2 separate regions of the Homo sapiens genome follow, and region 2 is linked to region 1. The links are chromatin loops, found by intact Hi-C in ENCODE. Cell type or tissue: heart left ventricle. All regions are shown on one strand.

Region 1 (8,000 bases):
TAACAGTAAGAATGACAGAAAGGCTTAAATGGCACTAACTGTGAACCAAGAGCTCTGCATATAATAACTTACTTAATCCTTACAATAACTATGCTAGATAGATTTTATTATGCCCATTTTATAGAAAAAGAAACTGAGACACAGAAAGGTTAAGTAACTTATCCAAGGTCATATAGCAAGTGCCAGAGATGGATTCCAACCGGGATCATCTGGTTCTAAAGTTCATGCTTCTAACTCTGAAAAACTTCATGGAAATAAGCCTATCAGAAGAGGAAGCTGGTCAGAAGAAGGCTGGGATGCAGCGGGTGGTAAGTACCACTTAGAAAGAAAGCAGAGCGTGAAGCCCAAGGAGCCTTTGTTTGCCATCACAGATGCCACTCAGGAGATGCAGCGCAGGGACTGGAGCTTCAGCAGATGATGCAGTCCTAGAGCCTTTGCCACACCTCAGGTTGTTTTTATTGTTCCCTATTTCTCTGCAATGACCAACAGCAAAGCAGTTAACAAGGAAGTCCTGTGGCTTACCAAGGAAGGAAGTCATGGGGCCACCATAACCCGTCTTGCAGCCCAGCTTGGTGGGGTGTTGGGGAGGGATGTCACAGATGTCCATACCCCACCTAGGAGCCAGGGCAGGTTCGGCTGGGGCACTAGGTAGACTTCGGAACTGTGGCAGGATATCCACGTCAGATCTAGATTCAAGCTGTAATAATAATTTATTTGTATCATTGTAATTATTTGTTTAACGTCTCCCAATTGGCTCTATGTGAGAAAGTGAGTGAAGCTATGTCTGTCTTGTTCAGTTCACATCCCCAGCTGCTGGCTTAGAGCCTGGTGTATAGTAGGTACTCAATAAATATTTATTACATCAACGAGCAAAGAGAATAAGTATAAGCCAGGGTTTCTCAACCACAGCACTATTGGCACCTGGGGCTGGATAATTCTGTTTTTAGAGGCCTGGACTGTGCACTGTAAGTTGTTTCAGCAGAGTCCTTGGCCTCTGCACGTTAGATGCCAGCAGGACTCCCTCCTCGAAATAAGAACCAAAAATGTCCCCTGGGGGGCAAAATTGCCCCCCAGCTGGGAATGACTAATATAAACCAATATTCTTGGCTAGTGCCACTAATTGAAAGAGAGAAGCCAAATTTAATCTGCATATGCAGTGGGCAAGGGGGAATCTGAGCCCTAAAAACCAGGAGGGGCTGAGAGGAAGAAGGTGTGAAAGTCGGGGCCACCCACTGAGCTCTCAGATGACTACCAAGTGCACCCTCCAGTTTGTCTCTTGGGTTGTAAGGCATGAGGGCGATTGTGCTGACTTTAACATACAGAATAGGGTAGGTGGGAATGAAGGGGGTGATGGCAGCGTCCAGGAGAGAGAGGTGGACCCAAGACCAGACACCAAGGCAGGACAAAAACAGCCCAGGAGTGGGTCTGAGAACAGATTGGGCAGCAGAAATCCCCACGCAGTTCCCGAACAAGGAATCTTTTGACAGGTGGCCTTGCAACACCGACCCTCTCTTGTCTCCACTTTGAAGCCTGCCCTGTGCAATGTGGCCTCACACCCAGGAGGCCCTCAGATCAAGGTGGTCTTGGCAGATCCTCTAGGAGGGATTAGACCGTGACATTACAGCTACATGACGGCCTCGTTCTTATTACACACACACTCGCCCTGTCTAAGCTTGCGAACTCTGATTTGTTTATTTCTGAAAAACTGTCTCCACGAAGACACCAAGCTGGGCTGCGAGAGATAGCACTGACTCAGCCATTTCCCCATCCTCAGCATAAAAGGATCTAAAAAGAATAATTTAAGCTTCTCTGGAATGAGATCATTTAATGAATCTTCTTGATGCTAAGAGGTTTTATATGCCTTTTTAAAAACCCTTCCCCAAGCACGGAGCTATGATATTACCTTGGAGAGCAGAGAGATGAAGTGATACACGTATGCACAGCACACAGGAGGAAGGAGGTGGTTTCCTTGGCAACAACATCCATGTTCTGGCTTCCCTCGGCTAAATTGGAATATATTGAAATATCTGCTTTGGGCGCCTCTTTTGCGAAGGGAAATGAGTGGTTTTCTATTCAGGCACTCTCAGAACCGCGAGCCAGCAGCTGGGGAGCGATGTTCTGTGAGTTCGATGCATCTGAATGGGGCAAGGCCGTTAGCAAGCTGGCAGAAGTCCCCAGCATTCCTTTGCAAAACCAAACCATCGTTTCCTCAGCCAAGGGAAAATGAAAGCAGCGAACACATGAGGTTCGACTGGCCGGACAGATAGGCTAGGACTCTGTCTCACGCAGTCTTTCTATGGCTACTGCTCTGTAGCTTTCCAAACATACCCAGCTCGATAGATCAGACTCCAAAAGCCTACTCACGATGCGCTTAAAATGGGGAGTGGCTGTAAGAAAAATATAGACCTATCGAAAAAAGGTCCTCAAATCTGATCTGCTCAAAATCCTTGACAATAGGGAGGCAGCTATGCCCCTAAAACACAGTGCCTGGCACCGAGGAGTATGTTAACATCATGTTTGTGGAATTGGACTTGGACTCAGGCAGACCTCGGTTTTGGCCCTGGCTTCACTATTAACATTCCACATGACATTGCACATGTTCCATAAACCCTCTGGCCTCAGTTTCCTCCTCTCTAAAGCAGAGACAAGCATCCCTTCCTATAGAATTGTGAAGATTAAATGGGGTGACCTGTAAAATGCCTAGCATGAAGGCGGCATTCCATTATGGTTACTTTTCCCCACCAAGAAACAAGAAGCATTCTGTTTCTTTCAGATAGGTGAAATTTACAGAAAAGAACAGTGTCTTAGGGAGAGCAGGAACAACCTCACCCAAGGAGCCAAACTCCTTTCCATTTTTATTTTCAGGGTGCTTTTGGAGAGCTGAGACAGCCTAGGTTGGGAAGTGTCTGGATCAGGATGTCAGAAGGGCCAACTCAGTCATAACCACAGAACCAGCCACAAGCCTCAGGGGAAATGGGACAAGGAGACAGCGAGGGTCTGAGGTCTTGGCAGGCCAGTGGCAGGTAGCACCACAGAGACCAATGGGAGCATCAGCCATCAGCTGGGGCCAAGGAGGGGATGCTGAAAGGGCAGGGAGGTGAGGTCTGCTGGGGAGGAGGACCAGCCCCACACATCAGGGACACAGTCTTTATAACCGGCTCTCTATTTAAAGACCCTCACATAAGATTGTACACTATGTTTTGTTGCAATAGCTCATACCTGTCACTCCTAAGAAGGTCTTTCATAAGACTCAGTTAAAATAGTTGCTTCAATGTAAACACATCAGGACCAAGGATTTCCCATTAGAAGCACAGACTTTAATTCCTAGACTGTCATTCTTTCTAAGAAGTCTTATGAACACAAAAAGGCATTTCAGTTCTATGTCTAATATTTATTTGTGTGCCTTTGGGGGAAAAAAAATATTTTCTAAGCCTTGTACTTGTGCTGTACACAATAACCGCCCTTTCCTAAAGTCACAGGACAGCAGTGAGAGTAAAATTAAAAGGCGGGCAGCATAGTGAGTGGGAACACACCATCTGTGTCTTTATATCATATGATTTTATGTATTCTGACCATCTGTGAAAGAGAGGTTTGCTACTTGGCTGAAGAATGTACAAGCTCAGGCCCTTTCCCCCTGGGAAGGTAAAAAAAAAAAAAAAAAAAAAAAAAGAAGAATAAAAATTACAATAATAATTCAAAAGATCCTCTAGAAAAATAAACTTCTACTGCTCACTAATAAATTTCTGAAAAAAGAACATCACTAAAGGGATATTTGTTCTGCAAATTTTAAAATGCATTCTAAATCTGCAATAATTAAAACAGTGTGGTACTAGCAAAAAAAAATTAGCAGACGGAACAATGAGGCAGATTCAATACATAATATATTTAAACTTTAATATACTTTTAAGATAGAATTTCATGTCATTATGGGAAAATATGGACTATTCAGTGAATTATGGCTTGAGGATAACTGACCAACCTACTAGGGAGCAAATTTAAATTCTATCCCTACCTCACACCACATGATTTTTTTTTTTGAGACAGTCTCGCTCTGTCGTCCAAGCTGGAGTGCAGTGGCGCGATCTCGGCTCACTGCACACTCCAGGTTCACACCATTCTCCTGCCTCAGCCTCTCAAGTAGCTGGGACTACAGGTGCCCACCACCATGCCCAGCTAATTTTTTTTTGTATTTTTACATGTTAGCCAGGATGATCTTGATCTTCTGACCTTGTGATCCACCCGCCTTGGCCTCCCAAAGTGCTGGGATTACAGGCGTGAGCCACCGGGCCTGGTCCTTTGGTTTTTTTTTTTTTTTTTTTGGTTTTTTTTTGAGACAGAGTCTTGCTCTGTCACCCAGGCTGGAGTGCAGTGGTGCGATCTGGGCTCACTGCAAGCTCTGCCTCCCAGGTTCACACCATTCTCCTGCCTCAGCCTCCCGAGTAGCTAGAACTACAGGCCCCTGCCACCATGCCTGGCTAATTTTTTTTTGTATTTTTAGTAGAGACAGGGTTTCACTGTGTTAGCCAGAATGGTCTCGATCTCCTGACCTCGTGATCCACCCACTCTGGCCTCCCAAAGTGCTGGAATTACAGGCGTGAGCCACCACGCCCAGCCCACACCACACTTTAAAATAAATTCCAGGCCAGGCACAGTGGCTCACACCTGTAATTCCAACATTTTGGGAGGCCAAGGCAAGAGGATTATCTGTGGCCAGAAGTTCAAGACCAGCCTGGGCAACAAAGCAAGACCCTGTCTGTACAAAAAAATTTAAAATTTTACCCAGGCATGTTGGTACAGGCCTGTAGTCCCAGTTACTGGGGAGGCTGAAGTGGGAGGATCGCCTGAGTCCAGAAGTTTGAGGCTGCAGTAAGCTGCAATTGTGCCATAGCACTCCAGCCTGGGCAACACAGCAAGACCTCATCTCAAAAATATAAAATAAAATAAAATTCCAGATAGGTTAAATATTTAAAAAATAGAGTATTAAAATGAAATATGAAGTAAGATTCACATTATCTTCAAGTTGCATGCCAGACATCTTTTATGCCGCATGTCACACCCTGTCAGCTCCTCTTTTTGTTTCACCACCCCCGCCATGCCACATCTCCCTCTCTCTCTGCTCCCAGCTTCTCTGGCCCAGCTCTTTGGGATACCTGCTGTCAGTGACCAACTCTGCCATTCTGCCGTGTGCACAATATTGGGAGTGCAAGCAGTCCACATCCCCCAGGGAAGCCTTTGATTCTTGTGAAATAAAAACCTTCTTCCCTCTGCCAGGGAGCCAATTCTGAGGCATGTTCTCCAAAGTTCCTGACAGGACCCCAGCAGGACTGACCCCTATTTCCCCTGTGTTGGCCTCCCCTCCTGTCCTGTCTCCCTCTTTCCAGCCTCCCACTCCTCTTCCCTGGAAGCCAATCACAAAATCAACTCTGCAGATAGGCCTTTGTCACAGGTTCTGCTCTTTGGGGGACCCAAGTTAAGATGGGTAGGAAAGACCTAAGTATAGAGCTAAATTGAGAAAACATGAAGAGAAAGGTCAATAGGTTTATTTTCTTTAAAATGTAAAACTTCTGTACATCAAAATATTTCACATATACTCTTCCCTTTCCTTCCAAAACAATTTAGGCTAGAAGCCACTACGTGGGATTAAGCAAGGTTGGCATCTATGCAAAATGAGACAGCAGCCACTGGGGCACTGGAGCACATCATGGGGTGGAGGCGATCACGGGGTGTCAAAGGCTAAGCAGGTCAAAGGGGCCATACATGAGGGTGAGTGGTGGCCCAGTGTGAGTGGCCAAGCCCAAGTGGTGCAAAGGGGGCATCTGAGGAGTAGGGAACAGCCCAGCTTGGGGTGTCACAGCCTGAGTAGGTTGAAGAGGTATCCATGAAAGGAGGTGGCCCAGCACAGGGTGTTGGAGCCAGAACAGGATAAGAAAGGCAGCTCTAATACACTGGTGGGGAGGGTGTCCCTAGGGCAATGGCAGTGATAAGGGATTGGTTACATACAAGGTATTGATCAAATGACTAAATATATTACAGAAGATGAGATGGGAGCCAGATTTTTCACTGTCACAGAAGACAGTTATAACAATGGCCTGGTGTGGTGGCTCACGCCTGTAATCTCAGCACTTTGGGAGGCCAAGACAAGTGAATCACCTAAGCTCAGGAGTTCGAGACTAGCCTGGCCAACATGGTGAAAACTCATCTCTACTAAAAATACAAAAATTAGCCAGGTGTGGTGGTGGGTGCCTGTAGTCCCAGCTACTTGGGAGGCTGAGACAGCAGAATTTCTTGAACCCGGGAGGCAGATGTTGCAGTAAGCCAAGATTGCACCACTGCACTCCAGCCTGGGCAACACAGCAAGACTCTGTCTCAAAAAAAATAAAAATAATAAAAAAAAAAGACTGTTACAACAATGGAAAGGGAGAAAGGCAGAATATACCCTATGGCATGTGATCAGAATTGGAGGCATTAACAGGAACTTTGACATCCCACAGTGCCTCCTGCCCCCACCCTGGCTCCTGTCCCATCTTACACAGATGCCAACCTTGTGTATATATAGATATATGATAACCACTAACAATTATTTTACAAATTTACTCCATTATGGCAACAATTTAAAATTAAGCAAATATGATTTAATGTATATGTATTTGTCTGTTTTTACGCTGCTGATAAAGACATACCTGAGACTGGGAAGAAAAGGAGGTTTAGTTTGACTTACAGTTCTGCATGGCTGTGGAGGTCTCATAACCATGGCAGAGGGCAAAAGGCACTTCTTACATGGTGGCAGCAAGAGAGAATTGAGGAAGACACATAAGCAGAAACCCCTGATAAACCCATCAGATCTCATGAGACTTATTTACTGTCATGAGAATAGCATGGGAAAGACTGGCCTCCATGATTCAATTACCTCCCCCTGGGTCCCTCCCAAAACACATGGGAATTCTGGGAGATAGAATTCAAGTTGAGATTTGAATGGGGACACAGACAAACCATATCATTCCATCCCTGGCCCCTCCAAATCTCATGTCCTCACATTTCAACACCAATCATGCCTTCCCAATAGTCCCCCAAAGTTTTAACCCATTTCAGCATCAACCCAAAAGTCCACAGTCCAAAGTTTCATCCAAGACAAGGCAAGTCCCTTCCACCTATGAGTCTGTAAAATCAAAAGCAAGCTAGTTACTTCCTAGATACAATGGGGGGTAGAGGTGTTGGATAAATACAGCAGTTCCAAATGGGAGAAATTGGCCAAAATAAAAGGATTACAGGACCCACGCAAGTCTGAAATCCAGCAGGGCAGTCAAATTTTAAAGCTCCAAAATTATCTCCTTTGACTCCAGGTCTCATATCCATGTCATGCTGATGCAAGAGGTGGGTTCCCATGGTGTTGGGCAGCTCCGTCCCTATGGCTTTTCAGGGTACAGCCTCCCTCTCACTGCTTTCTCAGGCTGGCACTAAGTGTCTGTGGCTTTTCCAGGTGCACAGTGCAAGCTGTTTGTGGATCTACCATTCTGGGGTCTGGAGGACAGTGGCCCTCTTCTCACAGCTCCACTAGGCAGGTCCCCAGTAGGGACTCTGCTTGGAGGCTCTGACCCCACATTTCCCTTCCGCACTGCCCTAGCAGAGGTTCTCCAAGAGGGCCCCACCCCTGCAGCAAACTTCTGCCTGGGCATCCCGGTGTTTCCATACATCTTCTGAAATCTAGGCAGAGGTTCCCAAACCTCAATTTTTGACTTCTGTGCACCCACAGGCTCAACACTATGTGGAAGCTGCTAAGGCTTGGGGTTTCCACCCTCTGAAGCCACAGCCCAAGCTCTACGTTGGCCCCTTTCAACCATGGCTGGAGCTGCTGGGACACAGAGCACCAAGTCCCTAAGCTCCACACAGCATGGGTACCCAGGGCCAGGTCTATGAAACCAATTTTTCCTCCTGGGCCTCCAGGTCTGTGATGGGAGGGACTGCCGTGAAGGTCTCTGACATGGCCTGGAGACATTTTCCCC
Region 2 (8,000 bases), 480 kb before region 1:
TTTCTCCTACTTTTGTCTTTCTTGTGTCCCTGTTTTCCTTTAGATGGTTGAACACAATAGCTGTTTCAGAGTCCTCGTCTGCTGGCTCCATCATCTCTGCTATTTCTCATCTCTTTCTTTTGACAGATTTTCCTTCTGGTTATAGTCCGCACTTTCCTGCTTCTTGGTATGTCTGGTAATTGGTAGTGGATGATGGACATGGTGACTTGTGTGCTGCTGAGTGTCTGGATTTTGTTCCGGAAAGCAGTTGAGCTGCTTGTGGATTATTAGATTGCTTCCAGCCTGTTTCTGGGAGTTGCCAGGGCAGGTCTGGAGTCACCCTCACTGTTGGGATGGTTTAGGCTGAATGTTTAGGTGCAATTCCTCTGAGGCCCCACTGAATGCCCCAGGTGATCACTGAGGACTCTCCATTCTCCTTGCCAGACTTCCAATGTCTCTCTGCCCTGTGTGAACTCTGGGAGTTGTGTGGTTTACGACTCCCCATTGGTTGTTTGCCTGGTTTTGTGGCATTTCATTCTATGCAAGCAGGCCTAGTACACATCAAGGGGATAGCTCTGCAGATTTCTGGAGCTTTTTTTGAGTTAGTTCTTCTCTTCTGGAAATATGTCCTGCAACTTCCAGCCATTTCAGCCTTCCTGAACTTCCATTTCTGTCTCTTCAATTCAGTGAGGCTATGAAGTCTGACTTCCTCCTGTGCCTCTGATCTGGAACTCATCTCTAGGCAGAAAGCGAGGGGCTCACAGCCAGAAGGCCTGGATAATTGTGGGATTCACTTCTCCCCTGCCCTACTCTCAGGAATCAGTGCCCTTGTCTCATCCTAGAAAGTGTTGTTTCATATATTTGTTCCATTTTCCTAGTTGTTTACAGCAGAAGATTAAGTCTAGTCCCTAATATTCCACCCTCCCACAATGACAGGGTTTTGGTAATATTCCCTTTGGCTAGAACGCTCTTGTTGGACTTTACCTACCCTGACCCCCAATCATTCCCCCCAGTGACTTCAAATACACTACATCATTGGAGACCCCATCGTTTGGGACAATTCCCATCGTTGGAGGGTTATGCCCAACCTGAGCTATAATCTGATTCCCAGAGTTCACCACACTCCCAGGAAGAGTTAGAGCAAGTATTGTCACTAAAAATCTGAGCAGCATGCTACAACAGACTTTCTTGTCTTCTAAAATGGTTTTCACAAAAGGTTTGGAAGGCAACTGAGAAACAGAGGCTCAGAAAGGCTCAGCTCCTGCTCAAGTAAGTGGCAAGGTTGACTGATCAATCCCAGAGCCCGTACTTTAGGATTTGCTACCAGCAAAACTTAAGTGTCCCTGGTTCTGATCCTCTACCCCATCCCCAGGGGTGTTTGTGACAGAAGATCCCAGCAACCTCTCCTCCATCTAGTTTGCTGCTGCACAGCCTGCACTCTACCTGCCAAACCCATGAGCTTCTGTTTGTTGTGACATTATAGTTTTGTTTTGTTTTTTTTTTCTGAGGCAAACAATTCTGCTATCACAGTAGCTTGTTACGACTGCGGCCGGGGAATGGGTGGTAGGAGCCCAGGAATCACTGGGGAAGGGAGCATCTTTGGCAGGCTAGCCTGTTAAGAGCAGTCATAAAGGATCCTGCAGATGAGATGGTGGGTGGTGAGGAAAGAGCATCCCTCTGAAGGCATAAGCATCTGTCAGTCACTCAGGTGGGCTACAGCCTCTAATGCTGCCCTGGCGTGTCTAGGGTGGATCAGAAAGCTATAGTGGTGCCTGGAATGAAGGGGATTTTTGTATAAACAGGGAACATTCTCTTTATCAAGCATCCACTCTACCCCATGGCAGAAATTGTTTGAGGAACTGTATCTCCTGTCATTCTCATGGTGTTCTCTTTGGGCGAACTTAAAAAAAAATGTTACAATTGTATATGCTCACTGAGAGGAAAAAGTATGAACAACCCAACAACAAAATAAACAAATCATTTTAGGATTAAAGAAAACAACTTATCTGCATGCTATAGATCTGCTATAGTTTGGATATTTGTGCCCTGCAGATCTCACGTTGAAATGTGATCTCCAGTGTTGGAGGTGGGATCTGGCGGGGGGTGTTTCCCTGGAGGGATCCACGGTGGTGGATCCCTCATGAGTGGCTCAGTGCCCTCCCATGGTAATGTGTGAGTTCTCACTCTGTTTGTTCATATGATATCGAGATCTGATTGTTAAAAGGAGCCTGGCACCTCCTCCCTTCCCTCTCTTGTCCGTCTCTCGTCATGTGGCACGCCTGCTTCCACTTCATCTTCCACCAAGAGTGAAAGCTTCCTGAGATCCTGCCCAGAAGCAGACGCCAGGGCCATGCAATTACTTTTGAACCAACCTAACACATTAGCCAAGTTCAGGTATGCCTTGATAGAAGCACAAAACAGACTACTACAGTAACCTTTCAGAAACACTTAAAAATAGCATTTGGAGGTATAATTTACATACTATAAAATCCACCCATTTTAAGGGTACAGTTGGATAGTTTTAGTAAACTTACACAGCTGGTAACTTCTCACCACAGTCAAGTTTTAGAACACTTCTATCACCTCTGAACTTTCTCTGTTTGTCCCTCTGTAGTCAGTCTCAGCTCCCACACCCAGCCCCAGGCAAACACGGACCTGCTTTCTGTCTCTTTTGGTCCCTTTTCTAGAAATTACAGATAAGTGGAATCATAAGACATAGAGACTTTTGTATCTGGCATCTGAAGTTTCTGAGGGTCACCATGTTGTTGCATGTATCAGTAATCCATTCCTTTTTCATTGTTGAAAAGTATTCCGCTGAATGAGTGTACCCGTTTATCCATTCACTAGTTGATGGACGTTTGGGTTGTTTCCAGTTTTGAGCTATTATGAATAATACTGTGGTGAACATTCTTGGACAAGTCTTTATGTGAACATATGTTTTCATCCCAGTTAGGTAGATGGCTAAGCACAGAATTGTTGGTTTGCATGTCAGATGCATGTTTAGGAAACTGTCAAACTGTTTTCCCAAGTGGCTGTACTATTTTATATTCCCACAGCGATGGATGAGGGTTCCAGTTTCTCCACATTCTTTCCAACATTTGGCATTGTCAGTCCTTTTGATTAGAGCCAGGCGTGTAGTGATATCTTTTAATTTAAATTTATATATTCTTAATACTAATGATGGGAGCCTATTTTCATATGATTATTGACAGTTCATATATCTACATTGGTCAGGGGTCTGTTAAAATATTTTGCCTTTTTAAAAACTATGCTGTTTACCTTCTTATTAAGTTGTAAGAATTTTTCTTATACTCTGTATACATGTCCTTTATCAGATATGTGACTTGCAAATATTTTCTCCTAGTCTGTGGATCATATTATTTTCTCAATGGTATTTAGAAGGGCAAAAGTTTTTTATCGTGAAGTCCAGTTTAACAATTTTTCTTTTTGGAATGTCTTATGTAAATATATTTTAATAGGACTGCAAATGTACAATCATGTTTTCTCTTATTATTTTTAACTCGATAAATTATGTTAATAGATTTCAAACCTAGCATTACCAGATTACACCCTACTTAATCATACTCCATGATTTTTAATATATTTCTGAAATCTGAAATACATACATATTTATTTAGCATTTTTAAATGTAAATTCACTGATGATATTATCCTACAGATTTATCTTTTTTTTTTTTTTTTTTTGAGACAGAGTTTCACTCTTGTTGCCCAGACTGTAGTGCAGTGGCATGATCTCGGCTCACTGCAACCTCTGCCTCCCGGGTTCAAGTGATTCTCCTGCCTCAGCCTCCTGAGTAGCTGGGATTACAGGCACCCACCACCATGCCCAGTTAATTTTTAAAATATTTTTAGTTGAGAAGGGGTTTCACCATGTTGGCCAGGCTGGTCTCGAACTCCTGACCTCAAGTGATCTGCCCGCCTTAGCCTCCCAAAGTGCTGGGATTACAGGAGTGAGCCACTGTGCCCGGCCGATTTATCTTTTATTTATGATTTTTTCAAACATGGTTGGGTTAGGCCATTCTTGCATTGCTCTAACAAAGTAGCAGAGACTGTGTAATTTACAAGAAAAGAGATTTAATTGGTTCACGGCTCCACAGGCTGTACAGAAAACATGGCAGCCTGTGCTTCTGGGGAGGCCTCAGGGAGGTTTTGCTCATGGCAATGGCAAAGCAGGAGCAGGCACTTTCCATAGTGAAAGCAGGAGCAAGGCTGTGGGTGGAAGGGAGGTGCTACACACCTTTAAACGACCAGATCTCCTCAGAACTAACTCAGTATCTTGAGGACAGTACAAGGGGATGGTACTAAATCATTCATGAGAAATCTGCCCCTGTGATTCAATCACCTTCTACCCAGCCTCACTTCCAACATTGAGGATTACATTTCAACATGAGATTTGGGTGGGGACACAGGTCCAAACTATACCAATGGTTATTAATCATACTCTAATTTGAAAAAAGAATTGGGTTTCATCTTTTTTTAAATATCCTGTAATAGTTTATATAGCTTGAAAATTACTTATTCTCTGAAATTTTGAAGGAAGAAATACTCTATATAAAACTATTTGAGCCTTTTGCTTTTTTAAAAAGATGAAAATTGTTTAGAGCTGTGATTCATGAATTTTCCCCCCAAATTATTCCAGACTTTTGTCTGATAAAATTTTTATTTTTTAAAGTTAATTTTAACAACTTATATTTTCATAGAAAATTGTGCATTTGATTTTGACTTCAAATTTTTTACATTGTTGGTATATATAGTTTTATATTAGTCTTATAACATCTTCCATATGATACCAATGGTCATATTCCCTTTCCCAATCCTAATTTTGAGTACTGTTTTGTCTTTATTATTTTTCTTAATTGGGCTAACTGGGTACTTATTTTTCTATTTTGTTGGTTTCCATTTTCTCCACTCCCTTCTCCCCCACGCCAGTTTTGATCATCTCCTTTGGTTTCTAAGATGGGGCAGTTGACAAAATTTTTTAATGCTAATTTCTGGAAGGCACAGCAGTACTTTCAGGGAGTTGTCATTTTGCAGATGAAGATACTGAAGTTCAGAGATGTCACAAAGCAAGGGAATTGGTAACACTTACATGAGCTGGGATTGGATTCAAAGCCAGTACTTCTTCTTCCAGATCATGGCTCACCTCTGAGGAATGATGAGGTTGCTTGGGGGGTGAAATACACCACAAACACACTAGGATATTCATAAAAAACTGTGTTAGGACAAGTACCCTCATCCCAGAGGGGCACGAGAAATCCCACATCTGCCTTCCCTATGTATGGTCTCTGATGATTATCCCAGACTTTCTCCCTGAAGCTGCAGAGCCAGGACTACTAAGTCCCCAAGCTATAAATTTGCATATTGAGGCCAAGAAGTATCAGGCTGCCCTCTTTTCTCTTGCTGTGAAGGATGTGATGTGGGCATGGTGTGGGCACGTGTAAGCCTGTGTATATAAAAGGAAGGTAGAAAGCCTGTGTTGGTCCCCATCAGGACTGCCCAGAGAAAAGACATTGACCTCATCCTTGACAAATATCATGATCTCTGAGAGATATGCTCTGGTAGGGAGAGAGAGGGGCTATACCACCAAACTCTGCCCTAGCCTGCACCTGTCTACACCCAAGACCCCCTCCCAGCAATCACATACTCCCATTCCAAGCTCAACTAGAAACCTACCAATTACTTCTGTGTTTCCCAAGTTTTTTGACATTTGAATAATGTACATGAACAGTTGTGGAATTCTGCTCCCCACTGAGAATGAATACATAGTCCTTGGACTTCTAAAAGAGCCAGAGAATCCCCAAAGCTCCAATGCAGCCTCCTCCATGAAGCTGTCTCAGATCTCCCAGGTGGAGGATCTCATCTCAGCCCTCTTGGGGCTGTTTAGTTTTAACTTTCTGTTGACATGCTTCAGGGTCTGCCTTGCATTCGTTCGTTCATTCTTTTGTTCAACATTCATTGAGCTTCAACTGTGCTATGGGATGGGCTACAACAGTGTACAAATTGGGCACAGTGCCTGCCCTCAGGGAACTTGCAGTCCAGTGGCAGAGGGAACATGAGCTAGATGACAAATTGTGATAGGTGCTCTGAGGAAAAGCAGTTGGGTGGGAGCTCTGTCAGATGAGCTGAGCTAGGAGGACCTGAAAGGTGAAGTGACCCAGCCACCTGAAGCGCCGTAGGAGCCATGCCACGTGGGAGGGGCTTTGGGGAGTGACTGACCACAGGCCCCTGTGGCCGACGTGCAGTGAGTGAGGGAGGGTAATGGGGGTGAACAGAGAGGGATGCCGAGGCCAGCTTGTAGTGTGGCTGTTGGTCTTGTCCATCCTATGGCACAACCCTGTCACCACCCAGATTTTGTTAGGAGTCCTCCCCCAACTTGAGAGTGGAAGCTCCTTTGGCACAAAAAGGGGTTCTGCATCATCCCCCAGCCCCCAGCCCTGAGCCTGGGTCTGGCTCTGAACTAGACCTCCATGAATGAATGCACAGCATCAGTGGGGATCCACCATCATGGGGAAATAGTAGATACAGGAATGATTTTCCAACCAGATTACAGACTATTTCAAGCCCAGCCAGAGCCTACCAGGCCAACATTCCCCAGGCTTGTGCCTCTCCGAGCCTCAGATTGCTCATCTTTCAAACGAGGGCAGCTCTGCTGGCGTTACCTGCACTCTAGGGTCCTTTATAAGCTCAGACTCCAGCTTAGAGCACACATTGAGAGGCTGCTGCACCCCAGAGCCACATACGTGCAACAGAGGGTGGTCCAGACCCCTTATTGGTCCCCATGGGGTTTGAGAGAGAAGCCTCCAGACCAGCTCAACTTCTCCCTCATCTCACTTAGGCCTTTGCACCCAGCTCTTAGGAGGTTGTCAGGTGACAGTGCCCCATTTCTTTTCTCTTCCCCAGAAATGATGCGGGGGATACCTGCTCAGACAGGACCTTCATGAAAGCCAGGCTGTGAGGTGTGTTGGGGAATGCATAATTGATAGGCCATCGTTCGGAGGCCCTCCTGGAGGACCAAAATGTAATCAGCAGTGGCGAGCTTGATCACGACAGGAATTCCTTTTACATCCTGGTGAGGCCAAAGACCTGGCAAGCAAGTCCCTCTGGTCATTAAGAAGCATCCTGACTTCAGCAGGCCACCTTAGGTCACTGCAGCCACAAACATCTTTGCTGCTGGATTCGAAGTAGGCATCGGGCTTGGATCTGGGCTCTGGCATCCTTGAGGTGTGGGCGGCTGAGTGCCCAGTCCCTTACCCACTCCGGCAGGTCAACTGGGGAAATCCATCTCTCCCACGATAAAGGAGTGCATAGGCTTCAAAATGTGAAAATGTGATATGGCTACTTTCATGATGAATTATTTACATATCAAGATGAATTATTAATCCATGCTTTGAATTAATTTTATTGGGTTTCCAAAAAAAGTGAGCATTTCAGAGGCAGGAAGGAGATGGCAGTACCCTCCCTTTTCCCCAATTATTAAGGGTGGGACACACAGGCTCACCAATTCGCTTAGAAGATTTCATTTGTTTCTGTGTAGGAAGGTGACTCATGGGCTATACCTACAATTTGTTTTTGACCTTAATAAGAAATTACAATAGTTCTAATTGCCCTGGAACCTTCCCTTGTGGTGGAAGTAAAAATTTCAGATGAAATGACTTGGCTTCTTCCCCGAGGTTGGCGGAGACAGGCTTGTAGACACAATCCCTTTACACTTGGACATGGAGAAAAGGATGGAGATGGATGGCCCCATTCCTGCCTGGCCTGTGCACACCTGCCTCCCTGGCTCCCACTCCTCCTGGCTGGCTCCTTGACAAGTTCATTGCTGTGCTCACCAGAAAGTGGTCAGCAGAATGTTGCTTCTGGAGAAGTTAAGTGCAGGCTAGCAACTCCTCAGGGGTTCAGTGGATGAAAGGCTGCAAAATAGGGTTTGGAATCGCTTCATAGACAGGGCCCATGTCTACACATACAACAAAAGAAGTATTTTTTGGGGAAAAAAGTTGTATC

Evidence for each region. Hi-C counts contacts between places; a loop is a spot of excess contacts. Peaks named below come from ENCODE experiments on the same cell type or tissue, not always from the same donor. Only the 100,000 strongest peaks of a DNase experiment are listed, where the experiment ranks them.
Region 2: a loop joins it to region 1, with 6 times the contacts of the local background. A loop is called at or near these places in 3 of 110 quality-filtered maps.

What each region holds. Positions count from the first base shown.
Region 1 is chr10:78,242,974-78,250,973 of GRCh38, reverse strand. LINC00856 (long intergenic non-protein coding RNA 856) reads right to left here and starts at 2,349. Exons shown (of 2, transcript NR_038985.1): 1 at 1,904-2,349; 2 at 1-697. RefSeq lists an enhancer at 496-565. In heart left ventricle, no CTCF peak of the experiment used is centred here; no DNase peak of the experiment used is centred here.
Region 2 is chr10:78,718,567-78,726,566 of GRCh38, reverse strand. The region is part of intron 1 of LOC105378379 (a long non-coding RNA gene); the gene reads left to right. Among named protein-coding and RNA genes, the nearest start is that of ZMIZ1-AS1, 340 kb to the left of the region's middle. In heart left ventricle, no CTCF peak of the experiment used is centred here; no DNase peak of the experiment used is centred here.